Regions from separate parts of the Homo sapiens genome. Here region 2 is linked to region 1. Evidence: read pairs that join two places in POLR2A ChIA-PET (ENCODE). Cell type or tissue: B cell. All regions are shown on one strand. Links, peaks and the distances in the headings refer to the core of each region. The heading gives the core; the rest is flanking DNA.

What was found. Peaks named below come from ENCODE experiments on the same cell type or tissue, not always from the same donor. Only the 100,000 strongest peaks of a DNase experiment are listed, where the experiment ranks them.
Region 2: POLR2A ChIA-PET joins it to region 1 with 10 read pairs; 7 of 35 experiments call an interaction of 5 or more read pairs at or near these places.

The regions. Positions count from the first base shown.
Region 1 is chr5:131,293,574-131,308,460 of GRCh38, forward strand. The region is part of intron 1 of CDC42SE2 (CDC42 small effector 2); the gene reads left to right. Among named protein-coding and RNA genes, the nearest start is that of CDC42SE2, 37 kb to the left of the region's middle. In B cell, for the core only: no CTCF peak of the experiment used is centred there; no DNase peak of the experiment used is centred there; H3K27ac peaks cover 3,218 bases.
Region 2 is chr5:131,237,500-131,253,905 of GRCh38, forward strand. It overlaps a transcript of CDC42SE2 not described here. Among named protein-coding and RNA genes, the nearest start is that of CDC42SE2, 18 kb to the right of the region's middle. In B cell, for the core only: no CTCF peak of the experiment used is centred there; no DNase peak of the experiment used is centred there; H3K27ac peaks cover 1,134 bases.

The sequences.
Region 1 (14,887 bases), core at 4,475-9,474:
AAAAAAAAAAAAAAAAAAGTGGGCCCTCACCAGACTCTGAATCCACCAGTGCCTTGATCTTGGACTTCCCAGCTTCCACAACTATGAGAAACAAATTTTCATTGTGTATAGGCTACCTAGTTTATGGTATTTTGTTATAGCAGCCTGAACAGGCTAAGACAAGTAAGAACTTACTTTTCTTATGTTCTTTATTTTTCTGTAAAGTATTACCTTCTCCCCTTCCCAATGAACAGTTTGTCAACAGTCATTTTACTTTTAGGCCCTGGTGTGCCAGGTCCTGACTGAAATACAGACTGATCGCTCTGCCATAGAGTGACGCAACTTACTGCGTGTCTTAACTCCTTATAAAGGCAACTGGGACAAATTCGATATGTATTGGCTGCTTTAAGATAAGCTAGTTGGCATTTCAGGACCCCCTGTATTTACTGGAAGTAATGTCACACTGAGCCACTCTTCTGGTGAAAATGTACAGCTGGTAGAAGAAATTGTGTGTTAATGATATTGTCAATGCAGGAGGGCCACTACATACAAGGATGCAGAGTCAAGTATACACTGTTTGAAAAGTACGCACAATATTGAGAAAGACCAGAAAACATTATCTTTAAGCGGATAGGCTGAATTAAATTGGGAATTCCTGGCTTCACAGAGTATATCCAATCTGATATACTCTGTGATCCAAATCTGGATCACACAAAAATATAATAATTTTATTTGACATAATATAGAAAATTAATACAAGATAAAGAGGACAAATTACTCATCAGTTTGGGAACTGTGACTTACTTTGCCTTGAAGGAAAGGTATGTTGTCCCTTTTCTGGGATCAAATAAAACCATTCAATTATTGAATAAATACTGCGCACTAGCTATTTGCCAGACACTCAGATACTAGGGATTTAGTTTCGAATGAAAGAGACAAAAGTTCTTGTGTTTATGGAGCCCTACATTCTAGTTGATGTAGACAAGCAACAAATGAGTGAAATATATAGAATGCCAGATAACTTAAAAAAGTACTATGAGGAAAAATAAAGCATGGGAGGGAGATGGTGACTACTAGGGTAGGGAACAGGAGATTGCAGTTATAAATAGGATGGCAAAGAAAGAGTTCAGTGAAAGGATAATAAAAAGCCAGTACATGGCCGGGCGTGGTGGCTCACGCCTGTAATTCCAGCCCTTTGGGAGGCTGAGGCGGGCAGATCACTTGAGGTCAGGAGTTCGAGACCAGCCTGGCCAACATGGCAGAACTCCGTCTCTACTAAAAATAGAAAAATTAGGCTGGGTGCAGTGGTTCACACCTGTAGTCCCAGCACTTTGGGAGGCCGAGGTGGGCGGGTCATGAGGTCAGGAGATCAAGACCATCCTGGCTAACATGGTGAAACCCTGTCTATACTAGAAATACAAAAAATTAGCCAGGCGTGATGGCATGCACCTGTAGTCCCAGCTACTCGGGAGGCTGAAGCAGGACAATCGCTTGAACCTGGGAGGCGGAGGTTGCAGTGAGCCGAGATCATGCCACTGCGCTCCATTCTGGGTGGCAGAGTGAGACTAAGTCTCAAAAAAAAAAAATAGGCATGGAGGTGGGCACCTGTAATCCTAGCTACTTGGGAGACTGAGGCATGAGAATCACTTGAACCCAGGAGGTGGAGGTTGCAGTAAGCTGAGTTGATGCCATTGCACTCCAGCCTGGGTGACAGATTGAGACTTTGAAAAAAAAAAAACCAAACCAAAACAAAAAACCAAAACAACAAAAAAAGATAGCTATTACAGCATCATCGTGATAAAGATAAGTATTGGCAGTGACCTTAATGTCTATCTGTAGAGGATTGGTTAAATATATTATGGTGCATCCATATAATGGAATATTGTACTGCAAATGAAAAACAAGTTCTACATATACAGAATGGTCTCCAAGACACATGTGAAGTGGTTAACAAAAGGTTCAGAATGTGTAGAGTATGCTACCATTTAAATGCGTCACATACATAAGTATATATAGTATTTTTATAAATGCATGGAATCTTACTGGAAAAACATAGAATAAACTAGTAATAATGTTTCTCTCTGGAGCGGGGAACAGGATGATTTGTGGACAGAAGAGTGAGGGTGAAACACTTTTTTTTTTTTTTTTGAGACAGAGTCTTGCTCTGTCACCCAGGCTGGAGTGCAGTGGCACGATCTCGGCTCACTGCAAGCTCCACCTCCCGGGTTCACGCCATTCTCCTGCCTCAGCCTCCCAAGTAGCTGGGACTACAGGCGCCCGCCACCGTGCCCGGCTAAGTTTTTGTATTTTGTTTAGTAGAGATGGTGTTTCACCGTGTTAGCCAGGGTGGTCTCGACCTCCTGACCTCATGATCTGCCTGCCTCAGCCTCCCAAAGTGCTGGGATTACAGGCGTGAGCCACCGCACCCGGCCAACACATTTCTTTTTATCCAGTTTTACTATGGGTATGTACTATCTGGTCAAAATATGTACAATATAAAATACGAACACGACTGTCCTGTAACACATGGGAAAACAGACACACTTTTATTAAACTTGGTGGCCTAGATAACTGTCTAGCCTAGATACTGAATAAGTGGGATATTTAATAGAAACGTGGATTCCGTTTTGATGAGCTGGAGACCATGTAGACAGTGACCACACTGAAGCAAGGCCAAAATCCTGTTTTGATTGGGTAATGGATTATAGTGAACATGATTATAACACTTAGATTTGTGTGACTTTTTTTGCTCTCCTCATCAAATGGAGGCTGTATTCATTTCCTGGGTTTGCCACAACAAGGTATCACAAACTAGGTGGCTTAAGACAACAGAAATGTGTTGTCTCACAGTTCTGAAGGTTAGAAGTCCAAAATCAGGGTGTCAACAGCGCTGTGTTCCCCATGAAACCTGGAGGGGAAACCTTTCTTGCTTTACCTTAGCTTCAGATGGTTTGCTGGCAGTCGTTGGCTTGCAGCTGCTTTACTCCAGTCTCTTGCCTTTGTCATCACATGGCCTTCTCCTTCTGTGTCTCTGTTTTCATACTGTTGGCTTCTTAAAAGGACAACAATCATATTGGATTAGGGGCCCACTCTACTCCAGTATGATCTCATTTTAACTAGTAACATCTGCAACGTAAGGTCACATTCAGAGGTACTGGGGGGGTTAGGATTTCAACATATCTTTTTGGGAGAGGAGTGGGCAAATTCAACCCATAACAGAGGCTTTACAGTTTGATTATGTTGCTTCTCTATAGTAGTCTTTCATATATGAAAATGTGTTTTGTAAAGTTGTATGGAAACATAATGTTTTGCAAGTTCTTTTTCTTTCTTTCTTTCTTTTTTTTATTGAAGATTATTATAAAAGATTTCCTTGTGGGGAGAAAAGACCACTCCACCTCTCTTAATAACTCCAACCTAAGATTGCAGCATATTTATTAAAACTAAAATTTTGATGAAAGTAGAATGTTTTCTCTAAGTTGTAAAATAAAAGTATGGAGATATAAATAGTAGTGAGTTAAAGATGACAGTAACTAATTTAGACATTTTTTGTGCTTTTTATAAAAGTCATAGGAAAAGGATGACTTCAGATTAAATACTTTATATTCTTTTTTTTTTTTTTTTGCATTTTTGTTCTTTCTCGTGCAAAAATGGCTTCTTTCCAGATCACTTTGACCTGAAGATACAATAAAATATGACAGCAGAGAGAATGAGGCTGTTATTTAGTTCCATTCTTCTCCATTGTTTTTCTTGTACCCATAACTGTTATAATTACATAAGGCGTTAAGAAACCTTTAACTCTTTCTCATCTTTCCCTCTTTCTCATGTATACATGAGAAAACAAATATTTGTTAGTGTACAAAGTCTTTTTAAAAGTTACTGCATCCTGGCCGGGTGCGGTGGCTCACCCCTGTAATCCCAGCACTTTGGGAGGCCGAGGCGGGTGGATCACGAGGTCAGGAGATCGAGACCATCCTGGCTAACATGATGAAACCTCGTCTCTACTAAAAATACAAAAAAACTAGCTGGGCGTGGTGGCGGGTGCCTGTAGTCCCAGCTACTTGGGAGGCTGAGGCAGGAGAATGGCGTGAACCCGGGAGGCGGAGCTTGCAGTGAGTCAAGATTGTGCCACTGCACTCCAGCCTGGGTGACAGAGCAAGACTCCATTTCAAAAATAAATAAATAAATAAGTAAATAAAAATTAAAAATTATAAAAATTATAAAAGTTACCACATCCTAAAAAAGCCTTTTTGATGTCATTTTACCCTTTGAGAAATAATCGATCGACAAATCAGCATCTTGGTTTCTTTTGGCTTTTCACACAGGGTCAAATAAAAACTAGGAGACTCTCCCTATTTCCAATCTTAATGACAGTTTTTCATTTTTTTCTTTAAAAAGTTAATACACGAAAACGTAATGTATTTAGCTATTTTTATGAGTAGTTTCACTGAGTTATTTGTAAAATAGGCAGTTAAATCTAATTTTTTAGGAAGTTATGCTTCCTGTTAGAGTGGGTTAGAGTAATGTGCTTTCATTCAGCTGCTGTCTAGTCATCTTTAAATTTTTTTTTTTTTTTGAGTTTTACTCTTGTTGCCCAGGCTGGAGTGCAATGGAAAAATCTCGGCTCAGCGCAACCTCTGCCTCCTGGGTTCAAGCGGTTCTCCTGCCTCAGCCTCCTGAGTAGTTGGGATTACAGGCAGGCACCACCATGCCTGGCTAATTTTTATTTTTTTTTTAAGTAGAGATGGGGTTTCTCCATGTTGGTGAGTCTGGTCTTGAACTCCCGAACTCAGGTGATCCGATCTCAGGTGATCCACCCGCCTTGGCCTCCCAATGTGCTCGGATTACAGGCATGAGCCACCGCGCCCGGCATCTTTAAAATATTTTATGAATTTAGGTACCATAGAATCTTAGAATTGATTTGAACTGTGGATATTATTTAGTATGACGTCACAAATATAGGAATTCTTTTAGGGTCCCTGATACTTAACCTCTAGTGACTGTGAATTCACCACTTTCTAGGCATCCCAGTATCTTTTTGGGGGCAGTTAGACTTGTAGATAGTTCTTTCTTTTTTTTAAACCAAAAATTGCCTTCCTGAAACTTCTGCATAGTGGCTTTGTTACCACCATCTTTGGTACCCCATAACAAGTTGGCTTCCTCTTTCCCATGCTATGCTAAGACCTACAAATCTTTGAAGGCTGTCATATCTTCCCCTTGTGCTTTTTGCTAAGCTAAATCTGACACCCAGAATTGAATGCCATTTTGCCACATTTCTGAATCTGAAATTCTGGGACTAAGTTTCTCCCATTATTTGGAGGTGCAGCCAGGATTAATAACCTCTGTAATATAAATGCCCTGAAAGGAAGGTACAAGGTATATTGGAAGAGGGCCTGAATAGACTTGGGGGATTGGGGAATGATTCCTGAAGGAAATGATAGCCATATCAAGTTCTGAAGAGTATGCCAGACAGAAAGAAGTGAACAGTAAGTGTGATGTCCTGTAGGCAACAGAAAGAAATTGAGAATGGTTGGATGGCACAGTCATGGGGTATCAAATGGAAGAGGTAGTAAATGAGGTTGAAGAGAAATGTGGGGACCAAATGGTAAAGGCCCTGAGAAGTCATACGAGGAGACTTTCCTGAGGATAATAGTCATTAAAGGGGGTTTTACGTCAGGAATAACATGATCAGACATTCATTTTAGAAGTATCATTCTAGCCAAAATGGGGAACAAATTGGAGGGACTAAGAGTGGTTACCAGGGGTCAGTTAGCAGCTATTATGGTATTCGTTGAGAGATGATGGTGGTGCCTAGAACTCTACTGGTGACTTAGTGTTGGGGAGAAACAGATTGGACAAATAGAACATGGCCGTTTGGCTGTGGGGGATGAGATGGAAAGGCAAAAGTTAAGGATAACATGCTTGTTTCTGGCTTCGTAAACTGGGTAGATGAGAGGGAATTTAATGAAAATAAATTGAATAGGATTGGGGTGGGTAATGGTAAGAAAGAAGCAGAGTTGAGTTAAGAAGCAGGGTTCAGTAAAGTTTGAAGCAGAGGTAGCACATCCTGTGGAGCTGCACTACATGCAGCTGGGTGTGAGGCTAAATTAAAAGACAACTAGGCTGGAGAGCTTTGGGCTGGAGACAGCTGTGGGCTGGAAATGTAGATTTGGCGATCAGCATTGATGCTAATCGAACTCAGGGGAGTGATTGAAATAACCTAGGGGAGCATTTGTAGAGTGAAAGATGAGGGCATAGGACAAAACCCTTAAGAACTATTAATGTAATGTTAGTTTTTGAGCCTTTGGTATTTTGACTGGATTGTCTGAGAACCAGCAAAAAGGAGGGAATCAGGGCTGTTCTGATATAGGTATTTAGTAGAAACCCACCTAAATTATTTGATTCGAAGAGTAAAGTTCTCAAATGGTCTATCCTACCCAGCCTGTCACAGTATCTGACATTTATGCTGTTAGTTTCTCTACTTTGGCTTAAGGTGTTGTCTCTCTTGGAGTTTCCTGTTAAAGTGTTGTTATCCTTAGAGAACTAGAATATTAATCCCATTGTTGGTGATCGTGGTAGTGTTTTTAGGGTCACTAGCTTTTATTCTGGAATTCAGTGAAAGGATGGATGGGAATTTGAGAAAAATAAGATTTGAAAAACATGCCATTACTGAGGAGTTTAGGACCACAGAACCTGGACTTGCAGCATTGAGGTTGCCAAGCACCTGGATAAGGGGAGTGAGAACAAGTGAGAGCAAGAGAGAGGTTGGAAAAGGGGGACAGTGAGTTGGATAAGAAAGAGAAAATGTCACTAAAAAGGGAATAAGAGAACAAAGAACTAAATAAAGGAAAAATCTTGACAGTATTTTAGTTATAAATTAGGGTGACCATATAATTTATCATCGAAACTGGAACATATCAAGATAGAGAATGGCCATTAATAATTATGTTGTAGGCCTGGCGCAGTGGCTCACGCCTGTAATCCCAGCACTTTGGGAGGCCGAGGCGGGCGGATCATGAGGTCAGGAGATTGAGACCATCCTGGCTTACACATTGAAACCTGTCTCTACTAAAAATACAAAAAATTAGCCAGGCGTGGTGGCGGGTGCCTGTAGTCCCAGCTCCTCGGGAGGCTGAGGCAGGAGAATGGCGTGAACCTGGGAGGTGGAGCTTGCTGTGAGCCGAGATCGCGCCACTGCACTCCAGCCTGGGTGACAGAGCGAGACTCCGTCTCAAAAAAAAAAAAAAAAAATTATGTTTAAAAATTGGCATAAATTGTGACTATCACAAGCAAAGAAGGATGAATGGTCATTCTAGTTATAATGTGCATATTGCATAATAAAATAGTTTCCGTTTTTTAGCTATGATATGTCAAGCATTGTAATAAGTAAACACTTTATACATCTTACTACATTCTTACAATAATTCTCTGAGGTGGCATTGTCTTCGTTTTATAGTTAGTGAAACCAAATCTCAGGGAGGTAACCTCCCAACAATTCTCTGTGGCAGTCAGAATTGGAAACTATATTTATTTGACCATACACAAAATACACATAAACTCTTAAATACTGTATTGTACACTACCGTTGCTGTGGGTGTGTATATGTGTTTTAAAATGTCCTCTGAGACTGGCAAGGGTAGGGGGAAGAAGGAGAGAGGAGAGATGGGGTTAAAGGACACAAAATTACAACTAGATAGGAGGAATACGTTCTAGTGTTCTATGGCCCGGGAGGATGACTATAGTTAATAACATATAGCTTCAAATAGCTAAAAGGAGAATTATTGAATGTTCCCAACACAAAGAAATGATAAATGTTTGAAATGGTGGGTATGCCAATTACCCCGACCACTATACATTTTATTTACTGAAACATCACTATGTACCCCATAAATATGTAGAATTATATTTCAATTAAAAAATTTTAAAAGGGCTGGGTGCGGTGGCTCATGTCTGTAATCCCAGCACTTTGGGAGGCCGAGGCAGGCAGATCACGAGGTCAGGAGTTCGAGACCAGCCTGATCAACATGGTGATACCCTGTCTCTACTAAAAATATAAAAATTAGCCGGGCGTGGTGGCGCGTGCCTGTAATTCCAGCTACTCGGGAGGCTGAGGCAGGAGAATCACTTGAACCTGGGAGATGGAGGTTGCAGTGAGCCAAGATCACGCCACTGCACTCTAGTTTGGGAGACAGAGCAAGACTCCGTCTCAAAAAAAAAAAAAAATTAAAAAAGTTAAAAGTCCTCTGACTAAAAAACAACTCTGACTTGCTAATTGCTAGCATAATGTATCATCATAATATTAAGCCCCCTTCCCTTTCTGATACCCCTATTTTTTGAGGCATGGAGAGAGGGGAATAACCTGTCTGAAATCAGTACACTTAGTAAGTGGCAGAGCCAGATTTCAAACCCTGAAGACAGTTTGATAGCAGCACCTCCTTTTTCTTTTTTTATCTTATTTTATTTTATTTTGTTTTTGAGACAGGGTCTTACTCTCTTGCCCAGACTGCAATGCGGTGACGAGATCTTGGCTCACTGCAACCTCTGCCTCCCCGGCTCAAGCGATTCTCCTGCCTCAGCCTCCTAAGTAGCTGGGATTACAGGCACGCGCCACTACTGCCCGGCTAAGTTTTGGTTGCTTTTTTTTTTTGAGACGGAGTTTTGCTTTTGTTGCCCAGGCTGGAGTGCAATGGTGCGATGTCAGCTCACTGCAACCTCCGCCTCCCGGGTTCAAGAGATTCTCCTGCCTCAGCCTCCCCAGTAGCTGGGATTATAGGCATGCACCACCACGCCTGGCTATTTTTGTATTTTTAGTAGAAACAGGGTTTCTCCATGTTGGTGAGGCTGGTCACGAACTCCCGACCTCGGGTGATCCGCCTGCCTCGGCCTCCCAAAGTGCCAGGATTACAGGTGTGAGCCACCGTGCCCAGCCTAATTTTTGTGTTTTTAATAGAGACGGGGGTTTCACCATGTTGGCCGGGCTGGTCTTGAACTCCTGACCTCAAGTGATCCACCCACCTCAGCCTCCCGAAGTTCTGGGATTACAGGCCTGAGCCACCGTGTCCAACCAGCACCTCTTTTCTTAACTGCTATTCTATACTGCCTCCTTCAGCCATATTCTTTGTCTGGACATGTTTTCATTTCTCTTAGGAGTGGGTTTGTTGGGGAGCATGGTAAATGTATATATACCTTTATAAGAAAGTTGCGAAATTATTTACAAAGTGGTTGTATCATTATGACTTACCAGGAGTAGTCCGTTTTTGTTGCCTCATGACTCTTTTTTTTTTTTTTAAGACAAGCAGATTCTGAAATTCCAGCAATTAGAAATAGCTTCTTTCCCCTTTAACGTTTTTGCCTCATTTACACCTACCCTCACCTGTACCCACTTCTGTAACTCAACTACATCTTACACTTTTATGGTCTTGGAATGTTAACAGCACCAGCAAATAATAGCAAGAATCAAACAAAAATGTGTTGAGTCTTAGTGTCGCCACTGGCTACATTATTGCCCAGATGACTTTTCACTTAAACTGTTTAAGTGAATGATTATATGCATTTCTTTACAGTGTATTCACAGAGGAAATAAATGACAGTGATTTATTGCAGTGCTAATAGACATTGTACTAATTAAGTGATTTTAAGTCAAGTTTCTTTACCTTTCTGGGCCTGTAAAGTGAGGAAATTGAACTAGATTTCTTACAGGTCTATATTTGTCCCTGACAGATCTGTATTTCTTTGAGAAGAAGAAAGGAATTGGTATTTGACATTAAATGATCATGCATAAAAATGGGACATATATTTAAGTACTTATTTTTCATTCAATGTCAGAGTGATTTAATAGGGTCAAGGCCTGATAATTTAAGCTACTGTTTCTTGAGGAAAAGTGGAAAGTACTCAAAATGTTACTGGAAGACCTATGCCTTTGGCTTCTTGTAGTTTATCAGCTGAAATTTAAGACTTTTGAATTGTAGTGGATTGGGCACTTAAAAATCGATTTTATTTTTAACTTATAAGAAGATCTGAGGTTTGGAAGGAATCTTAAATAAAGTTTGTCTAAATCATCTATCAGTAGGACTTTTGAATCATGATCCTAACATCCTGACCTCTGATAACAGATACCCTAAGGCAGGACATTCCACTTTTAGGCAGCAGTGACAACAGAAAGATGTACTAATAGGTAGAACATACAGCCTGTACTCATTCATTGGAGTTGTGCCATTTGGGATGATGCAAAACTAGCATAATTTTTCTTTGTGACTGCCCTAAAAGTATTTAGACACAGCATGGATAACTTAATTTCTTTAAAAATGCATTCTTGTCTTCATAGCAATATGATGGAACTGAGACTGATTATCTTGGAGACTAGAAATCTCTGCATAGAGATGGAGTGTACACTTTGGCTTCTGTCTAAAATAATTTTCTTTTTTTTTTTTGGGACAGTCTTGCTCTCTTGCCCAGGCTGGAGTGCAGTGGCATGATCACAGCTCACTGCAACCTTGACCTTCCCGGCCCAAGGAATCCTTGCACCTCAGCCTTCCAAGTAGCTGGGACCACAGGCATGCACCACCATGCCAGGCTAATTTATTATTATTTTTAATTTTTAAATTTTGTATTTTTTGTAGAAATGGGGTCTCTCTACATTGCCCAGGCTTGTCTTGAACTCCTGGGCCCAAACAATCCTCCCGCCCTGGCCTCCCAAAGTGCTGGCATTACAGGCATGAGACACTGTACCCGGCCTAAAATAAAACTTAATGGTTAAATTTAGCTAAGGAAATAATTCATTTTTCTCCGTCTCTTCAGTATAAATGACAGGTAGATAGGGATAGAGGTGGCATTTAATATGATACAAAAAGCACCAAGGCATACCAGTGCTTAGCAGTTAGATTGGATCTGTTTTCATGACTTTTTCATGAATTCTAAGCAGAATATGAAGTCCATTTTAGTAACGGTATCCACATGACACTCATTGAATGATTATAGTAAAATGTCTTTTTGGTCAACAATGAAATGACAGTATTTTAAATCTAATTTCTACCAAATTTAATGGAGGACTGAGGTACTCTGGACTATAATTGAATTAACAATGTTGAAATCCACCACATTTCCTTTTTCCCATGCCAAATTATATTATACTAGGTTAGTTAGAGTACTGTTTTTGGCATATGCTTTCTTTGTGATTAGTAATCGTGTTTCTGATCCTTAGCATTGAGATATACTTTTGGAAGAGCTATTTTCTGAAGAGAAAGATTGTGGCCATAATTTTCAAATTTAATGCATTAAAAGGATCTTGCTTTTCATTTTAACCAGGCTTGCTACCAGTTATTAATATTTAAACATAAAATTAAATGCATATATTTCAAGTGTTCAGCTTGATAAATTTTGGCATGTGTATATTCCTGTGAAATCATAACCACACTGAAGATACTGGAAATATACCCCAAAAGTTTCTTCTCAGCCCTTTGTAGGCCCTCCTTTTGCCCACCCACCCACATTCCTAGGAGATTAGCTGATCTGCTTTTCCACCACTAGAGATTAGTTTCTATTTTCTAGAATTTTGTATAAATTATACAGTATATACTCTTTGTGTGGCTTCTTTGACTCAGCATAATTATTTTGAGATTAATCCATGTTGATGGGTGTATAAAATCATTCTTTTTTATTGAGAGTAGTGTATACCACAGGTTTATCCATTCTCCAGTTGATGAATTGTTTCCAGTTTTTGTCTCTATGTTAAAAGAAAAACTTTAGACAATGTAAATGTGGCAGAATTTATTTGAGCAAAGAATGGTACATGAATTGGGCAGCACTCAGAACCAGAAAAGGTTCAGAGAGCTCTGCTGTGCAACCTGGGCAGTAAGTATAGACAGAAAAGAGAAGCAAGTACGTATATAGATTGATTAGTTAACAGTTCCTCCTTTGCCTTATTTGAACATGGTCTGATCAGTTGGCAGCTTGTGATTGGCTGAAGCTTGGCTGCTTGTGATTTGCTGAGATTCATCTGTTTATTGTCTTCTTTTGAGAAATGTCTGTTGGGTCCTTTGCCCGTTTTTTGATTAAGTTGTTTTCTTGCTATTCAGTTTGAGTTCCTTATATATTTTGGATATTAGCCCTTTATCAGATAAATGGTTTTTAAATATTTTCTCTCAATCTGTGGATTGTCTCTTCAATCCATTAATTGTTTCCTTTGCTGTGCAGAAGCTTTTTAGTTGATGCAGTCCTGTTTTATTTTTGCCTTTGTTGCCTGTATATTTGGGGTTATATCTAAAAAAACTAAAAATTGCTCAGACCAATGTCATGTAACTATTTTCCTATGTTTTCTTCTAGTAGTTTGACAGTTTCAGGTCTTACATTTAAGTTTTTAATCCATTCTGAGTTGATTTTTGTGTATGGTGTGAGATAATGGTCCACTTTTATTCTTTTCCTTGTGGATATCCAGTTTTCCTAGCACCATTTACAGTAGTTTCACCTTATCTGTGGTTTTGCATTCTGCAGTTTGAGTTAATCTTGGTCAACCATGATCTGAAAATAGTGTATGGAAAATTCCACAAAATAAACAATTCTTACGTTTTAAATTATGTGTCATCCTGAGTAGTGTGATGAAATCTTGTGCCGTCCTGCCTTGTCCTGCCTGGGAAATCATCCTTTGTCCAGCATATCCATGCTGTATATGCTACCTGCTCATTAGTCACTTAATAGCTGTCTAGTTTATCAGATTGAATAAACATAGTATATCTAGGGTTCCTATCTGCAGGGGGTCTTGGAACGTATCCCTCACAGATAAGGGGAGACTGCTGTATTGAAGAGACTGTCCTTTCTCTGTTTTGTGTTCTTGGTAACTTTGTTGAAAGCCAGTTGACCATAATTTGTAGGTTTATTTCTGGGCTTTCTATCCTGTTCTGTTGGTCAGTATTTCCGTTTTTATGCCAGTATGTTCTGTATTGATTACTATAGTTTGTAGTAGATTTTGAAGCTAGGTAGTGTGATGCCTCCAGCTTTGTTTTGCTCAAGATTGCTTTGTCTGTTTGACGTCTTTTGTGGTTTTATATGAATTTTAGGATTATTTTTTCTATTTCTGTGAAAAACAGCATTGGAATTTTGATAGAGATTGCATTGAATCTGTAAATTGCTTTGGGTATTGTAGGCATTTTAACAACATTAAAGATTCCAATCCCTGAACATGGGATACCATTATATTTATTTGTATTGTCTACAGTTTCTTTCATCAGTGTTTTATAGTTTTCAGCCTACAGATCTTTCACCTCCTTGGTTAAATTTAATCCTAAATATATATACTTTTTGGAGGCTATTGTGAATAGAATTGATTTCTTAATTTTTTTTCCAGATTATTAGTTGTTAGTGTAAAGAAATGCTACTGATTTTTGTCTGTTGATTTTGTACCCTGCAACTTTACTTCGTTTATCAGTTCTAACAGTTTTTTGGTGGAGGCTTTAGGGTTTTCTACACATAAGATCATGTCATCAGCAAACAGATACAATTTCTCTTCTTCCTTTTTTTTTAATTTTTTTATTATTATTATACTTTAAGTTTTAGGGTACATGTGCACATTGTGCAGGTTAGTTACATATGTATACATGTGCCATGCTGGTATGCTGCACCCACTAACTCGTCATCTAGCATTAGGTATATCTTCCAGTGCTATCCCTCCCCCCTCCCCCCACCCGACAACAGTCCCCAGAGTGTGATGTTCCCCTTCCTGTGTCCATGTGATCTCATTGTTCAGTTCCCACCTATGAGTGAGAATATGCGGTGTTTGGTTTTTTGTTCTTGCGATAGTTTACTGAGAATGATGGTTTCCAATTTCATCCATGTCCCTACAAAGGACATGAACTCATCATTTTTTATGGCTGCATAGTATTCCGTGGTGTATATGTGCCACATTTTCTTAATCCAGTCTATCATTGTTGGACATTTGGCTTGGTTCCAAGTCTTTGCTATTGTGAATAATGCCGCAGTAAACATACGTGTGCATGTGTCTTTATAGCAGCATGATTTATAATCCTTTGGGTATATACCCAGTAATGGGACGGCTGGGTCAAATGGTATTTCTAGTTCTAGATCCCTGAGGAATTGCCACACTGACTTCCACAATGGTTGAACTAGTTTACAGTCCCACCAACAGTGTAAAAGTGTTCCTATTTCTCCACATCCTCTCCAGCACCTGTTGTTTCCTGACTTTTTAATGATTACCATTCTAACTGGTGTGAGATGGTATGTCATTGTGGTTTTGATTTGCATTTCTCTGATGGCCAGTGATGATGAGCATTTTTTCATGTGTCTTTTGGCTGCATGAATGTCTTCTTTTGAAAAGTGTCTGCTCATATCCTTCGCCCACTTTTTGATGGGGTTGTTTGTTTTTTGCTTGTAAATTTGTTTGAGTTCCCTGTAGATTCTGGATATTAGCCCTTTGTCAGATGAGTAGGTTGCGAAAATTTTCTCCCATTGTGTAGGTTGCCTGTTCACTCTGATGGTAGTTTCTTTTGCTGTGCAGAAGCTCTTTAGTTTAATTAGAGGTCAAACGTTTAAGTCTTTAATCCATCTTGAATTGATTTTTGTATAAGGTGTAAGGAAGGGATCCAGTTTCAGCTTTCTACATAAGGCTAGCCAGTTTTCCCAGCACCATTTATTAAATAGGGAATCCTTTCCCCATTGCTTGTTTTTCTCAGGTTTGTCAAAGATCAGATAGTTGTAGATATGCGGCGTTATTTCTGAGGGCTCTGTTGTGTTCCATTGATCTATATCTCTGTTTTGGTACCAGTACCATGCTGTTTTGGTTACTGTAGCCTTGTAGTATAGTTTGAAGTCAGGTAGTGTGATGCCTCCAGCTTTGTTCTTTTGGCTTAGGATTGACTTGGTGATGCAGGCTCTTTTTTGGTTCCATATGAACTTGAAAGTA
Region 2 (16,406 bases), core at 6,481-11,480, 54 kb before region 1:
TTTCTTTCTTTTTTAGGAATTTTGTAGTATCACTGTGATGTGTTTGGACATACATACATCACATTTTTTTTGCTTTCATTTTATTTTTATTTATCTTTGAGACAGGGTTTCACACTGTCACCAGGCTGGAGTGCAGTGGCACGAGCATAGCTTACTGCAGCCTCAAATTCCTGGGCTCAGGCAATCCTCCTGCTCAGCCTCCTGAATAGCTAGGACTATGTAGGATTGTAGGCGCTCACCACCATGGCCCAGCTAATATTTTTCTTTTTTGTAGACACAGAGTCTCGCTATATTGCCCAGGCTTCTTCCAAACTCCTAGCCTCAAGTGATGATCCTCCTGCCTTGGCCCCCCAAAGCACTGGAATTACAGGTGTGAGCCATTGCACATTGCCTTATTTTACTTGTATTTATTCTTTTCTATTCTCAGTGTGTTCCTCTATTTGGGAATTTACTTCTTTCATAATCTTTGGAAAATTATCAGCCATTATGTTTTATATATAGGCTGTCTTGCATTCTTACTACTCTTTGTGAACCACTATCAGACATATATTGGGCCTATCAGTTTATTCTTCATGTTTCAGAACCTCTCAATAGTATTTTTCATCCTTTCCCACTGCATGATGCATCTAAATAAATTCTCGGGGGTGAGGGCAAGGGGAGGGAGAGCACTAGGACGAATACCTAATGCATGTGGGGCTTAAAACCTAGATGACGGGGGCGGGGCACCGTGGCTCATGCCTGTAATCCCAGCACTTTGGGAGACCGAGGCGGATGGATCGCGAGGTCAGGAGATCGAGACCATCCCGGCTAACACGGTGAAAACCCGTCTCTACTAAAACTACGAAAACAAAAAATTAGCCGGGCGTGGTGGCGGGCGCCTGTAGTACCAGCTACTCAGGAGGCTGAGGCAGGAGAATGGTGTGAACCCGGGAGGCAGAGCTTACAGTGAGCCAAGATCGTGCCACTGCACTCCAGCCTGAGCGACAAAGCCAGACTCGTCTAAAAAAAAAAAAAAAAAAAGTGATGGGTTGTTGGGTGCAGCAAAGCCCATGGTACATATATACCTATATAACAAACCTGCACAATCTGCACATGTATCCCGGAACTTAAAGTAAAAAAATAATAATAAAAAAGAAAAGAAAAGAAAACCTTAAAAAATATTATTTTTCTCTAGCTTCCATTTTACTATTTTTTTTTCTTCAGGTGTGTATAATCTGTACTCTAATAAGTAGCTCATTGAATTTTTCAATTCAAATAACATTTTTTAATTTCTAGAAATTTTATGTTTTTCAAAATCAAAATTGTCTGTTGTCTTTCATACGCATTATCCTATAATTTTGATTCTTGTCTTTTCTTTAATCTTTTTATCTTTAAAAATTATTATTACACCGGGCACGGCTGTAGTCCCAGCACTTTGGGAGGCTGAGGCGGGTGGATCACGAGGTCAGGAGTTTGAGACCAGCCTGACCAACATGGTGAAACCCCGTCTCTACTTAAAATACAAAAATTAGCTGGGCATGGTGGCGCTCGCCTGTAATCCCAGCTACTCAGGAGGCTGAGGCAGGAGAACCGCTTCTACCCAGGAGACAGACGGAGGTTGAAGTGAGCCGAGATTGCACCACTGCACTCCAGCCTGGGCGACAGAGACAGACTCTGTCTCAAAAAAAAATAAAATAAAAATAAGAAAGAAAGAAAGAAATATATATATATTAAAAACATTATTATTTTTTCAAAATTTTTAAAATCTTTTTAATAACTTGAAAGATAATTATTTTTCAGAAACATTTTCTGACTGGGCGTGGCAGCTTATGCATGTAATTCCAGCTACTCAGGAGGCTAAGATGGGAGTATCACTTGAGCCCAGGATGTCAAGGCTGCAGGGAGCCATGATCACACCACTGCACTCCAGCCGGGGCAACAGAGCGAGACCTTGTATCAAAAAAGAAAAAAAGAAATATTTTTCTATAACTCAAGGCCTTAAGGTTGCTTATCCTCCTGTTTATTGTGTTTGGAGGGACTGTAATCTAATTTTATATGTTTTGTTGTTTTTTTATTGTGTATTTTGAGTGACTTTGCCATTTTTTATTGTGAACCTAGCTTCAGTGTAAAATTCATGGACCACTGTTGAAAGAACAACCTTATAGAGCAGTTTTGTGTTTGCTTCTGCCAGGCACCCTAGGTATTTTTCACTGGGGTCCTGCATCAGTTTTAATATTAATGCCTCAGCTTGGACTTCCCTCACCATAGGGGTAGAATAAATTCAGATTCCTCATCTGGAAGAAGCTTAACTTTAAGTCTGGTTTCTCATTTGGGGAAGGGGATCTCTATCCCAAACAGAGTCCAGCTTAGAGCGAGCTTCCTTGACTCTTATCTGACAGTTTTTCTATTCCTCTTTCCTAGAGGGGAACTCCTTCATTAGATCATTGCTTTCTTAAGGAAGTATCAGTTTTATATCCCTGCTTTAGAAGGGTCAAGACTATATTTTATGTTCTCCTTTGATTGTTAAACCCCACCCTCTGGCTATTGGGGTGAACATTTGTATCCAGTAATCTATCTTAGTATCAGTTCATACACTTTCCACTCTAGAAATCAGTTATCAGCAATTTCTGGCACCAGGGAATTTTCTGTCTTTCTTATAGGCTCAGTTACAGACTTTAACTATTTCTCCATGTTTTATGCAACAGTTTTCTAAATTTAAAAATTCATGAATTTTTGTTATGTTTTGTCTTAGCTCAGAATCTAAACTACATTTCCATTCTAGTCATTCATTCATAAATATAGCAGTATTGGGTTTCTCTCCTAACATTTCTCTGTATGTTTATTTTTGTTTGGCTACCTGTCAAACTACATTTAATATCTACTGTCCATTTGTTTTAGAACCTTATAAAAGATATCAGAAAAGTGCATTTATAATATTAAGGTGAAACCAAACATAACTCTTAGCCTTCTGCTTTGAGCTTCAGGTAGATTTTATTCAGAACTTAAGCAAGTTTCTTTGTTAAACAAACAAACAAACAAAACACAAACGCGTCGGGGTATATTAAGCAAGTTTCTCCAAGAGTAAACATCCTTGCATTGTGAGATCATCACAGAATAAGTGACCTACACCTTTGTTCACCATGATTTGATGTTGCAGCCTCTGGTTTATAAAGTTTTGAGTAGCAATTCCCCAGTTTTAATAAAATCATGGTAAAAATATATGTTATATTCCCAATTGCTTTTAAACATAAAAGGGCTTATGGTGAATTTGTCCCAAAGCTTAGTTCTGGAAAACAGTGTGCTCATATCAGTGATTTTGGAAACACTCTTTTGTCAGAAAATGAAAAATATATGCCATAATCTAATTCATTTTTGGTTTCATTGCTGGGGACCAGTGTTTATCGATGATACATTTCTGGTGTATGGTGGATAACTTTAGTTTCCTGAATTTCCTTCAGATGGTTTTATGGGTTTTGTTTTTGTTTTTGTTTTTGTTTTTGTTTTTGTTTTTGTTTTTTGAGACGGAGTCTTGCTCTGTCGCCCAGGCTGGAGTGCAGTGGCGCGATCTCGGCTCACTGCAAGCTCCGCCTCCTGGGTTCACGCCATTCTCCTGCCTCAGCCTCCTGAGTAGCTGGGACTACAGGCGTCCACCACCACGCCCAGCTAGTTTTTTGTATTTTTAGTAGAGAAGGGGTTTCACCATGTTAGCCAGGATGGTCTCGATCTCCTGACCTCGGCCTCCCAAAGTGCTGGGATTACAGGCGTGAGCCACCACGCCCAGCGGTTTTATGTTTTTTTCATGGTTATAAAGTCATGGCCTTATTTTGCTTGGTGCTTTCTTTATAAGCTGTCATAATAATTTATTAAACACTGAACCTATCCGGGCATTATTCTAAAGTAAGCTTGTTTTTCCTTATGCTATACCTCAGGCCTCAAAGTTATATATTTTTACCTTTCTTTTTTCTATTAATTATCATCACTATTTCTTTAGACTTCATCACATCCCACAGGATTTAAGGTTGCTAATATGACCTTAACTTTGTATAAAAGTCAACAAGTTACAATTGCCCTTTTACTCTTAATTCATGTTTAGGTCATTTTCTCTGATCTCAGAAAGTGAATTGTCTTTCCCCTTTATTGAGCACACCCCCTTTGCCTACACCCCTTGATTCACCCCCTTCTCACCTCCCAGACTTTCTTCCATTATTGATTTCTTCTCTTTTATCTTCAATCTCTTCATATACACAAACACTCAAACTCTCATAATTCCTGCATCTTCTTCAAGCGTTTCTTCAAATGTCATCTTCTCAGTGAAGTCTACCTTGACCACCACCTTATTTAAAATTTTAACCCCTGTCCACTTCCTAGTCCTTTTGCCTGCCTTTTTCCTCTTTCTTTAATCTCTGGTACTATATATATTATGCAATCTTCTATATAATAGATTACATATATGCAAGATTGTATATATAAAAATCTTTTATTTTTCACTATCTTGCCACTTGACAAATGGTAAAAATTCAATAAGCATTTGTTGAATGAATGAATAATAGTATTGCTATTCATTTGCCCCACCTAATGAAAGCCTGGTATCTTATCAGATATCTGAATTTTATTTTGGCTTGATACTCTTCCAGGCATACATCACACAACTATTATTTACTTGCCGGTATGCATTTGTTTCATCTAAGTTATTATTTCCACAGCGAAATCTAAAGGACGGGTAGTAGTTGTCCTTTACCAAACCAAAACATGAGAAAATGTTCAGAAAACAGAACTGAATTCTGGATTCTTTTTTCCTTCTGCTTCAGTACTACCTTCTTACAAGTGGTGACGTTTGTAGTAAATTGAACAAAAGCGAGTCCTTTCATCTCTGACATTCTGCTTGCTTATTATAATCAGAATAAGTGGCCTTCTGAAGTCAACAGCTGAGAATCATAAGAAGTCATTTGTTTATATATTCTCTCTAGAAAAAGTTTTCATGTTTGCAAGAAGGTTATCCATTTCTTCTTAAAATTTTATGACTCCTTTTTTTCATGCAATCTTTTTATTCATCAAATGGGTCTGGTGTCATTTTAGCTGAATTAAATAGTTCAAAATTATATAATTAAAAAATTCATTTCTATCACATCTGTCCACAAGTTCTGGCAGCCACCACCTATACGACAGGAGCTACTTAATATGTATGCTCTTGTTTGATCATTTTTTAACGTAACCAAAAATTTCAGGCAGCCAGGATTCAAAGGTTAGGTGGCTATGTTGGTCTAAGAACCTCTTACTGGATGCTGGCCAACACTCCAAGATTCTTTCTAGTTGCAGTAGTCTTCATTTTTCTAGGGTAAGTAATGGTGCCTGAACTATACACTGAGAAAAGCCTCCCAGAAGGTTCAAGGGAGGTGGTGTATCAGTCATACTGGTCATGTCAACATTGTGAACAAAGGGCACAGGGCACTGATTTTTGGTTAGGAAATTATCTAAGCCTAGTTCTTACAATCATGCAAATTACTAGTAAAGGATCCCAGAACTGTTGAGAACTTCCTGGAGCAATAAGCACTTACTCATCCTTAGTCCTTTTAGGGACAGTGGACCTCTAAAATGAAATCTTTGAGTAATCTTATGACTCATTTTTTGTATTTTTCTTTCCTTTTGAATTTCACTGCAGTCCTAATGGAACAAATAAGTCCATTTGTGCAGATGAGTTCAGCAAGCATAGTCCCTCTCACACAGGCAGCCTCATGGGTATGCAATATGTGCAGTTGCACAGGACCCTGCACTAGGCTTAATGTTTTGCTATTGCCAAGTTGATATTCTTAATAATTTTTGGCCGGGCGCGGTGGCTCACGCCTGTAATCCCAGCACTTTGGGAGGCCAAGGTGGGTGGATCACGAGGTCAGGAGCTCGAGACCATCCTGGCTAAAGTGTGAAACTGTGAAACCCCATCTCTACTAAAAATACAAAAAATTAGCCGGGCGTGGTGGTGGGCACCTGTAGTCCCAGCTACTCGGGAGGCTAAGGCAGGAGAAAGGCATGAACCCGGAAGGTGGAGGTTGCTGTGAGCCGAGATCGCGCCACTGCACTCCAGCCTGGGTGACAGAGCGAGACTCCGTCTCAAAAAAAATAAAGTAAAATAATTTTTAAACAAGCAGCCCTGCATTTTTCATTTTGCACAGGGCCCTACAAATTATGTAGCCAATCCTGGTCTCAGAATTTGGTCATTCCTAAAACAATGATTATTGGTGAAAATAGAGAAGTTCTGTTTTCAATACAAATTTAAAGTTGCTTGTAAAGTAACTTCTGATTTAGCCCAGCAGACTCATAATCTCAGTCTGTGAGAAAGCGGATGAATTGTCTGAGCTGAAATTCCTGCTGCCCAGGCTCATATCTGCAGTTTATACCTTTAAGGGAGCCATAGTTAGATCCCAGCAACAGCAATGGAACCCAGAAGACAATAGAATGGCTGTCAAATTAGAATTCAGTAAACTCTCACTTTTTTCAGTGAAGATCCTGAAGTTGAAAGCAAAAGAATGGAAAAACTTTGACCATGCAAATACTAATCATAAGAAAGCTGATGTAGCTTTAATAATTTCAGGCTTTAAAACAAAAAGTAGTACTAGAGATAGAAAACCATTCCACAATGATAAAATACCCAGGTCCAATTCACCAGAAAGACAGAATAATTCTAAATTTGTATGGACTTCATAAAGTGGCCCCAACATCTAAAAAGCAAAAATAAATGTAACTACAAATACGATTAGACAAAATTATAATCATAGTGGGTGATATGAATCTACTTTTTTCAATACTGATAGAATAAGAAGACCCAAAATACCAGAAAAGATAAAGAAGATTTGAACAATATGGTTAGCAAACTTGACTTAATGGACATATGGGGAACACTGTAACTTCAACTGCAGAAAACATGTTCAATTTTAAGCACACAAAAAACATCTTCAGGCCGGGCACAGTGGCTCACACCTGTAATCCCAGCGCTTTGGGAAGCCAAGGTAGGTGGATCACTTGAGGCCAGGAGTTCGAGACCAGCCTAGCCAACAGGGTGAAACCCTGTCTCTACAAAAAATAGAAAAATTAGCTGGGCATGGTGGCACATGCCTGTACTCCCAGCTACTCGGGAGGTTGAGGCAAGAGAATCGCTTGAACCCGGGAGGCAGAAGTTGCAGTGAGCTGAGATCATGCCACAGTACCGCAGCCTGGGCAACAGAGTGAGACCCTATCTCAAAATAAAAAAAAGAGGGGCTGCTGAGGAATATGCTCCAAGACCTGTTGGGTTAGGTCACAGCAACAAGGCCCACCAGCCCTCAAAAATTAAAAATATGCAGATCACTCTGAAGGGGGGTGGATTCACTGCAAAAACAAACAAACTTGAAAATGTGTATTTTTTATGGCTGAAGTTGGGGGACTCAGAATTACTGCGGGAAAATTACTGGGGGGAATCATGATAAGGGACAGCAGGAGCTGTTCCTGAAGTATACAAAGAAAATGTAATGGCAAAGCTAAGATAGTGGTTACCAGTGGCTGCTCAGAATTGCAGCTGGCCTTATGGGAGCAAATCCACAAACCAACCAATAGACTGGTGGGAAAACCCAGAATGGAATCAGAAAATAATTATGAAAACAGGAAAGAAAAGACAAAGATAATGTCTGGGAGCTGGTCCCCAACTTCTCCCAAGGAGGAGGCAACAAACATTCTTGAATTTTCTAGATACCAGCTCTTACAAGTGGTTATTTTCGGGTTTTGGTGTGTTTGCTTTCTAATTTATTTATTTTTAGTCTGTGCTGTGCCTACTGTTCTTTTGTCAGTCACCATAATTGATACTGTTCTGGGTACTGACATACTGATTGGGTTTATTCAATGTAACCCTTGTTGGTGATTGCTATAACAATTGACCAGGTTCATAGTCAAGAACAGCCTGTTCTTACCAAGATTGTACATTGAAACAATGTGTCATACCAAGAAGAAGAAAAAAAAATACTTAGTCTTCTCACATAATGTTTAACATACCAGTTGTCACACACTGCTGTCCCCTGGTCTAGTTAAAGGGTTCTGAAGGCTGATAGAAGTTAACAGTGTTTGGTGGCTTACCATGGTTCACTGGGACTTAAACAGGTGAGTAATTAATGTTATTCTCATAATGTAATGGTGCCTAAATTCTCCTGCATATTAGAATCACCTGGAGAGCTTCTTTAAAAATCCCAGTGTCAGATGAATTTTCTTAATCATATTACTTGAAGTTACTTGAGCCTTTACCTTCTTTTTTCTTCCTGTTTCTACTTTTATTAAAAGTAACATTCCTTGAACATCAGAATTTATGACATTTATGTTTTATCTTTAACCATAAACTTGACTTTTATTTTAGTCTATTGTTTTAGTCTATATAGTCTATTTTACAGTCTATGACAGCTAAATGAATTCAATACTTCACATTTTGTCCTTTTGCTGCAGTTTCTCCATCTCTCACTTGGCTGAAAGTAAATCCTCAAGTAGTTTGTTCAAGAAGAACTCACAGGGGTTATATTGCCTGAATTCTTTCATATTGAGAATTGTACTTCTATTACTTTTATACCTGAAAAACAATTTAACTGGACATAAAATTGTTGAGTCATGCTTTCTTTCCCTGAGGACTTTGGGTTCCTTGAGGATATTATTTTATTGACTTCTAGTCAGGGCTATAAAAAAATCAGGCTGGGTGTGGTGGCTCACGCCTGCAATCCCAGCGCTTTGGGAGGCTGCAGCAGGCAGATTACCTGAGGTCAGGAGTTCAAGACCAGCCTGGCCAACATGGTGAAACCCCTTCTCTACTAAAAATATAAAAATTAGCTGGGAGTGGTGGTGGGCACCTGTAATCCCAGCTACTCAGAAGGCTGAGGCAAGAGAATTGTTTGAATCCAGAAGGCAGAGGTTGCAGTGAGCCAAGATCACCATTGCACTCCAGCCTGGGTGACAAGAGTGAAGCTCTGTCCCAAAAAAATAAAATAAAATAAAAAGAAGAAATCACAGACACAATTTTTGTGACTTAAATTTTTGCCAGGTTTTTTTGGTTTTTGACATTCAATAACTTTTTTGCTAGGATATGTTTCATGTAGGTTGGTCCATAATAGAGTTAGGTTACCTTTTATCTGGATAAATAATTTTTCTTGATTTACGTCTTTAAATACGTATGATGGTTCTTTTTCAGGGTGGGTGAGGGTCCATGTTTGTGAGGACACCAATTATGCATATGTTGGATCTCTTTTCTTATCTTCCATACCTATATTTTTCACTCAAATCCTTTTTTTTTTTTTTTTTTGAGACAGAGTTTGGAGTGCAATGGCGTGATCTCAGCTCACCACAATCTCTGCCTCCGGGGTTCAAGAGATTCTCCTACCTCAGCCTCCTGAGTAGCTGGGACTACAGGCATGTGCCACCATGCCTGGCTAATTTTTGTATTTTTAGTAGAGATAGGGTTTCTCCATGTTGGCCAGTCTGGTCTCAAACTCCCAACCTCAGGTGGTCTGCCTGCCTCAGTCCCCCAAAGTGCTGGGATTACAAGCGTGCGCCCCCATGCCCAGTGCACCAATCCTCTTAAATACTTGCTTTAATTCCATTTCATTTTGTAGATTTTCCTCAATCTTTTGTTCTATGTCTCTTGCTAGGTTTTTAGTAGTACCTTTTATTGAGACAAATAGTATTTAGTATTTTTGCAAAAACACTAAACAAAATATTAGCAAATCAAATCCAACAATGTATTTTAAAAAGGTAATATCCTACAACCAATAGTTTAATATTAGAAAATGTATGTATATAATTTGTCACATCAACAGATTAAAATAGAAATGCTGTATGATCATATTAAAAATGTAAAACAGCCGGGCGAGGTGGCTCATGCCTGTAATCTTAGCACTTTGGGAGGCCGAGGCGAGTGGATCACGAGGTCAGGAGTTCAAGACCAGTTTGGCCATCATGGGGAAACCCTGTCTCTACTAAAAATACAAAAAACTTAGCTGGGCATGGTGGTGGGCGCCTGTGATCCCAGCTACTTGGGAGGCTGAGGCAAGAGAATCACTTGAACCCGGGAGGTGGAAGCTGCAGTGAGCTGAGAATGCACCACCGCACTCCACCCTTGATGACGCAGCAAGACTCCGTCTCAGAAAAAAAAAATGTAAAACAATTATTTATTTATTTATTTGTATAGATAGAGTTTCACTCTCACTCAGGCTGGAGTGCAGTGGCGGGATCATAGCTCATTGTAACCTGGAACTCCTGGGCTCAAGTGATACTCTCGCCTCAGCCTCATAAGTAGCTGGGATTATAAGCACAACAAGCCCAGCTAATTTTTAATTTTCTTTTTGTAGAGACAGGTCCTTTCTTTGTTTTCCCAGCCTGGTCTTGAAATCCAGGCTCCAAGTGATCTTCCTGCCTTGGCCTCCCAAAGTCTGGGGATTACAGCCATGAGCCACCATGCCCAGCCATAAAACAAGTATTTTACAAAATTTGATAGCTATTCATAATTTTAAAAATTATTTACAATTTTTTAAATAATTAAAAAATTTTAGTACATTAGAAATAGATGGAAACTTCCTTAACTTGATTAAGAGTATCTATACTAGAAAATCTAAAGAAACATCCTTCTAAATGGGAAAATATTAAAAGCATTCCTTTTTTTTATTTTTTTATTATTATTTTTTGAGATGGAGTCTCACTCTGTTGCCCAGGTTGGAATACAGTGGCGCGATCCCAGCTCACTACAACCTCTGCCTCCCAGGTTCAAGCGATTCTCCTGCCTCAGCCTCCTGAGTAGCTGGGACTGCAGGCGCATGCCACCATGCTTGGCTAATTTTTGTATTTTTAGTAGAGACGGGGTTTCACCGTGTTGGTCAGGCTGGTCTCAGACTCCTGACCTTGTGATCCGCCCATCTGGCCTCCCAAAGTGCTGGGATCATAGGCATGAGCCACCATGCCCGGCAGAAGCATTCCCTTTTAAAACAGGAATGAGATGAAGATTCCCCTGTCATTTTTTCTGTTTAATCTTCATTGGTGGTCCTAACAAGTACAGAGGCATAAGGATTGGCAAGGAGGAAATAAAACTGTATTTGTGGTTGATATGATTCTTTACCTAGAAAACCCCAAATAATCTTCAAATTAACAAGATATCTGATGTGAAACAAAAGTCAATTGCATTACTACATATTAGCAACAAACAACTAGAAAACATAAAGAGAATAAACTGTTTACAGTAATATCAGAGAATATCAACTATCTAGGAATAAATCTAACAGAAGTTAGCCAAGACCTCTTTACGGAAAATTATTATAAAACGTTGTTAAGAAACACGAAAAAGTTCTGAATAAATGGAGAGCTGTACCTGTGTTAATGTGTAGGAAGACTTATTATTATGAATGTATCAATTGTCCCCAAATTTATCAAAATACCCAATGTAATTCCAATTAAAATTCCTACAAGAGCTTTAATGGAACTTGATAAGATTACTCTAAAATATATATATTGAAGATTAATAAGTGTCCATGAATAGCCAGGTTACATCTTTTTTTTTTTTTTTTTTTTTGATACAGACTCTTGCTCTGTTGCCCAGGCTGGAGTGCAGTGGTGCAGTCTTGGCTCACTGCAACCTCTGCCTCCTGGGTTCAAGTGATTCTCCTGCCTCAGCCTCCCGAGTAGCTGGGACTACAGGCATACACCACCACGCCTGGCTGTTTTTTGTATTTTTAGTAGAGATTGGGTTTCACCATGTTAACTAGGCTGATCACAAACTCCTGACCTCAGGCAATCTGCCCACCTCAGCCTTCCAAAGCTCTGGGATTACAGGCGTGAGCCACCACGACCGGCCAGGTTATTTCTAAAGAAGTATCAGGGAGAGAGGATTTGTCCCAGTAACTATTAATATTTATTATGAAACTAAAATTAATAAGATGGTGTGGGATTGGTGCAGCAAAAAATAAATTAACCAATGAAACAGAATGGATATCTTAGAAACTGACCCACACATAAATGTTTGATATATGATAAAGATGCCATGTCAGAAAAATGAGGAAAGGAGGATCTGTTTAATAAATATAGCAGGAAGAAACTGGATTCCTACCTGGCACTATATACAAAATCTCCTCCATTTGATTTGATGACTTTACTGTCAAAAACAAAAGTTAAAAACTCTTTGTAATTAACATCTCCTAGACAATATTAAAATTGAGAACTTTTGTTCGACAGCTTTATTGATCAGAAAAATGCAAATAAGGACTGCAGAGATTAGCTGGGTGTGGTGGTGCATGCCTGTAGTCCTAGGTACTCAGGAGGCTGAGGCGGGAGGATCACTTGAATCCAGGAGTTCGAGGTTGCAGTGAGCTATGATTGTACCACTGCACTCCAGTCTGGACAACAGAGTGAGATGCTGTCTCTAAAAAAAAAGAGCATAGGGAGATATCATTTTACGTTTATTCAAAAGGCAGCAACTTAAGGAGTCTGTGCTAAGTGTTGGGAAGGCTGTGGATCCATTGCTTATGAAAATGAAAGTTGGTTCTGGGGCATAATGGGTACTAAACAACAACAAAAACAGAAAATGCAAATTGGCAAATTGTGTCATTATCACTCCAAATTGAATATTCATATACCCTATGAGTCAACAATTCTACTGTTAGGTATACATCAAGAGAAACTCTTGCACATATACAACAGGCACCAGGTAAAAGGACAATCATAGCTCCACTTTTTACAAAAGCAAAAACTTGGAAACAACCCAGATGCATGCCCATCTACAGGAGAGTGGATAAATAATCTGTGGTACATTTCAACAGAAAATATTATACAACAATCAAAATAAGTAATTTACAGAGACAGCAACAATGTGAACTTATATTGACACATGTTAGTTGAAAAGAATAGGTTCTACACTATTACATAGAGGAAACAACAATTTCAGAATGAGCTATCAAGCCACAGAAATACATGGAGGAAACTTAAATACATATTGCTAAGTGAAATAGGTAAATCTGAAAATCATATTGTTATTCCAAATATATGACATTCTGGAAAAGGCAAAACTGTGGAGACAGTAAAAAGATCAATGGTTGCCAGGGACTGTGGAGCCAGGGTAGGGGGAGGTGGGAAGGTGAAAAAGAAATGAATAGGTGGAGCATAGGAGATTTTCAGGGCTGTGAAACCATTCTGGATGATACTATGTCATTACACATTTGTCAAAACCCACAAAACATATAATAAAAAGAGTGAACCCTCATGTAAAAACTATGAACTTTAGTTAACAAAACTATAGCTTGGGCCAGGCGTGGTGGCTCTATCTGTAATCTCAGCACTTTGGGAGGTTGAGGTAGGAGGATTGCTTGAGCTCAGGAGTTAGAGCCCAGCCTGGTAAACAGAGCAAGATCCCAGGGTCTCTTAAAAAATACTATGGTAATATTGGCTCAGCAATTACAACAAATATACCACATGAATCCAGCATGTCAACAAAAGGGGGAATTGGAGGGACGGACAGAGAGGGAAGTAGGGTTATATGAGAACTCTCTGTACTTTCCACTCTGTCAACCTAAAACTGCTTTTAAAAATTTCATTAATTTTAAATTTTTTAAATGTATTTTAAAAGAATATATAGATACAATAAAACTATATAAAAACAAAGCTAAGAAATGATTAGCAATAACAAATAAATGACTTAACATTTTGTGTATCTGTTTTATTCAATTACAATTTATCTGTTAACAGAATATGAAAGTAGAACTGAAATGCTTTTGTAGTGCGCAAAAGAATATGTTGGGCAGGTCTTGACTGGAGTAGAAGGGCATAATAATCCTCTTTGAATTCTTTCTCTTCTACACCAAGAAATCACTGTGGAGATAATTCTTTTTACTAAAGGTAATCATTTTCAAGAAAACTTTCATCTTTTCCCCATTTAGAAAATTCCCTGATATCAGCTTGTCAAACAGCCAAAATGTTAACATCAAGTAAGTTAATTTCCTTTCTCTTTTAAGTCATCAGCCTCTTCTAACAGGTTCTTATATTTTTATCTTTGCATTTAACATGCTTTTTAGTAAGATAGAATATGCAATTTTATATTGTGAGAGAAAGCAAAACTAAAAAAAGAAAAAAAATTGTCTGGAAAACAGTACATGAATAGCAGACTGCCACATGGAAATAACATTGCCCAGGTTGAATCCCATATGTGTGCAATTACTCTTCTAAGGAGATAACTCCAGCTAGTATAAAACTGTTCCAATTAATAAAAAATAAACCAGGGGCTGGGTATGGTGGCTTGTGCCTGTAATTGCGGAATTTTGGGATTCCGAAGAGGGTGGATCACTTGAGCCCAGGAATTCGGGACCAGCCTAGACACATAGTGAGACCTCGTCTCTACAAAAAAATAAAAATTAACTGAGCATGGTGGCACACGCCTCTGATCCTAGCTACTTGGGAGGCTGAGTTGGCAGGAGGATCGCTTGAGCCTAGGAGGTCAAGGCTGAAGTGAGCCATGATTGTGCCACTGCACTACAGCCTGAGCAACAGAGCAAGACCCTGTCTCAAAAAAGTAAGAAGAAAAAAAGAGAGAAAGAAAAAGAGAATGAGTGGAAGGAAGGAAGGAAGGAAGGAAGGAAGGAAGGAAGGAAGGAAGGAAGGAATCATGTAGGTACTATAATTTCAGGTTCTCACATACTATCCTTTATGAATGAAGGTTACAAGAAGCTTATCAAGGATAATTAATTAAAGTAAAGCAAGACTATTTTAAAGTTCAAAGGTTTTGTATGATACATTAAGCATATGTTCATATATTTGAACTTTACTCTTAAAGCAACATCTACTCTTAAAGCAACATCATTAGTACCTTTTGTCCTCCTGCCTGGCTCATTATCATATTCTAAATAAAGTCAAACTCCTTATCGGCCAGTTGCGGTGGCTCACGCCTGTAATCCCAGCACTTTGGGAGGCCGAGGCGGGTGGATTGCCTGAGGTCAGGAGTTCAAGACCAGGCTGGCCTACATGGTGAAACCCCGTCTCTACTAAAAATACAAAAAAAATTAGCCGGGCGTGGTGGCGTGTGCCTATAATCCCAGCTACTCGGGAGGCTGAGCAGGGGAATTGCTTGAACCAGGGAGGTGGAGGTTGCAGTGAGCTGAGACCACGTCACTGCACTCCAGCCTGGGTGACAGAGCGAGACTTCGTCTCAAAAACAACAACAACAAAAAACTCCTTATCATGATCTAGTGCCTCTTTTTGCAGGTCCAGCATCATCTGGGCCCACATGCACCCTTCCTCTAGCCCTGAACTCATTCTCTAGTTCCCTAAAGGCATCAGCCTCTCATATCTTCCTGATTTTATACATGTTATTCTTCTACGCACAGAGAATTTCAACTTTCCCTCCATTCTCGGGTAATTCCTCTCAAGCATCTGCTCTTTTAGGAATCCTTTCTGGACCCACACAGGTTAAGTCAAATTTCCTCCACTAGATCTATCTCTGTGATAATACTTCTAAACTGCGCAACTTCCTCTTCGCACAAGGGTAATGCTGGAGCCGGAAGCTGTGGTGGCAGTTTCTTGATTCAGCAGCTTCCTGACTAGAGATAGAGCCAGAGCAGAAGATGGGCAGAGTCTGCATGTGGCTGCAGGACCTCTGTCAGAGAATGAAACACTCATCGCATGGTAAGGCTGGTCTGAGAGCAAGGTCAAGATAAAGAGCCATATCCTAAAAAAAAAGAGAAGCAGCCAAAAGCTGTTTGGGTGTACGGGAGGTGAGCTTGGGAATACCTCAGTGGCGAAGGGATGTCAGAGGTAGTATGAGGTGAAAAGAGCTGTTGGAATACATAACAGTGCTAAATTGCTGGATTGTCTTCCACCATTCTTCATCACCATCCCAACAGCTTAAGGATAGAGATTTCTATCACGAAATCCCTACTACCTACTATAGCCACTCAATAGGTGGACAGCAAAAATCTGTTGCATTGAATTGATCCTATTAACTCTCCCTTAAAGACCATTCTTTAGAACTTCTTACAGGCCTGGCACAGTGACTCATGCCTGTAATCCCAGCACTTTGGGAGGCCGAGGCGGGTTGATCACCTGAGGTCAGGAGTTTGAGACCAGCCTGACCAACTTGGCGAAACCCTATCTCTATTAAAAATACAAAAATTAGCTGGGCATGGTGGCACATGCCTGTAATCCCAGCTACTCAAGAGGCTGAGGCAGGAGAATCGCTTGAACCCAGGAGGCGGAGGTTGTAGTGAGCTGAGATTGCACCATTGCACTCCAGCCTGGGCAACAAGAGTGAAACTCTGTCTAAAAATAAAAAAAAATTAAAAAAAGAACTTCTTACAAAGGATACTTTTCTAGGAAACTTTTCTTCCTCACTATGAAGGATTGTCTTTTGACAAATACTTGCGTTAGGTTTTTTTGGGAATCTCTCATAGTCACTTTCAGTG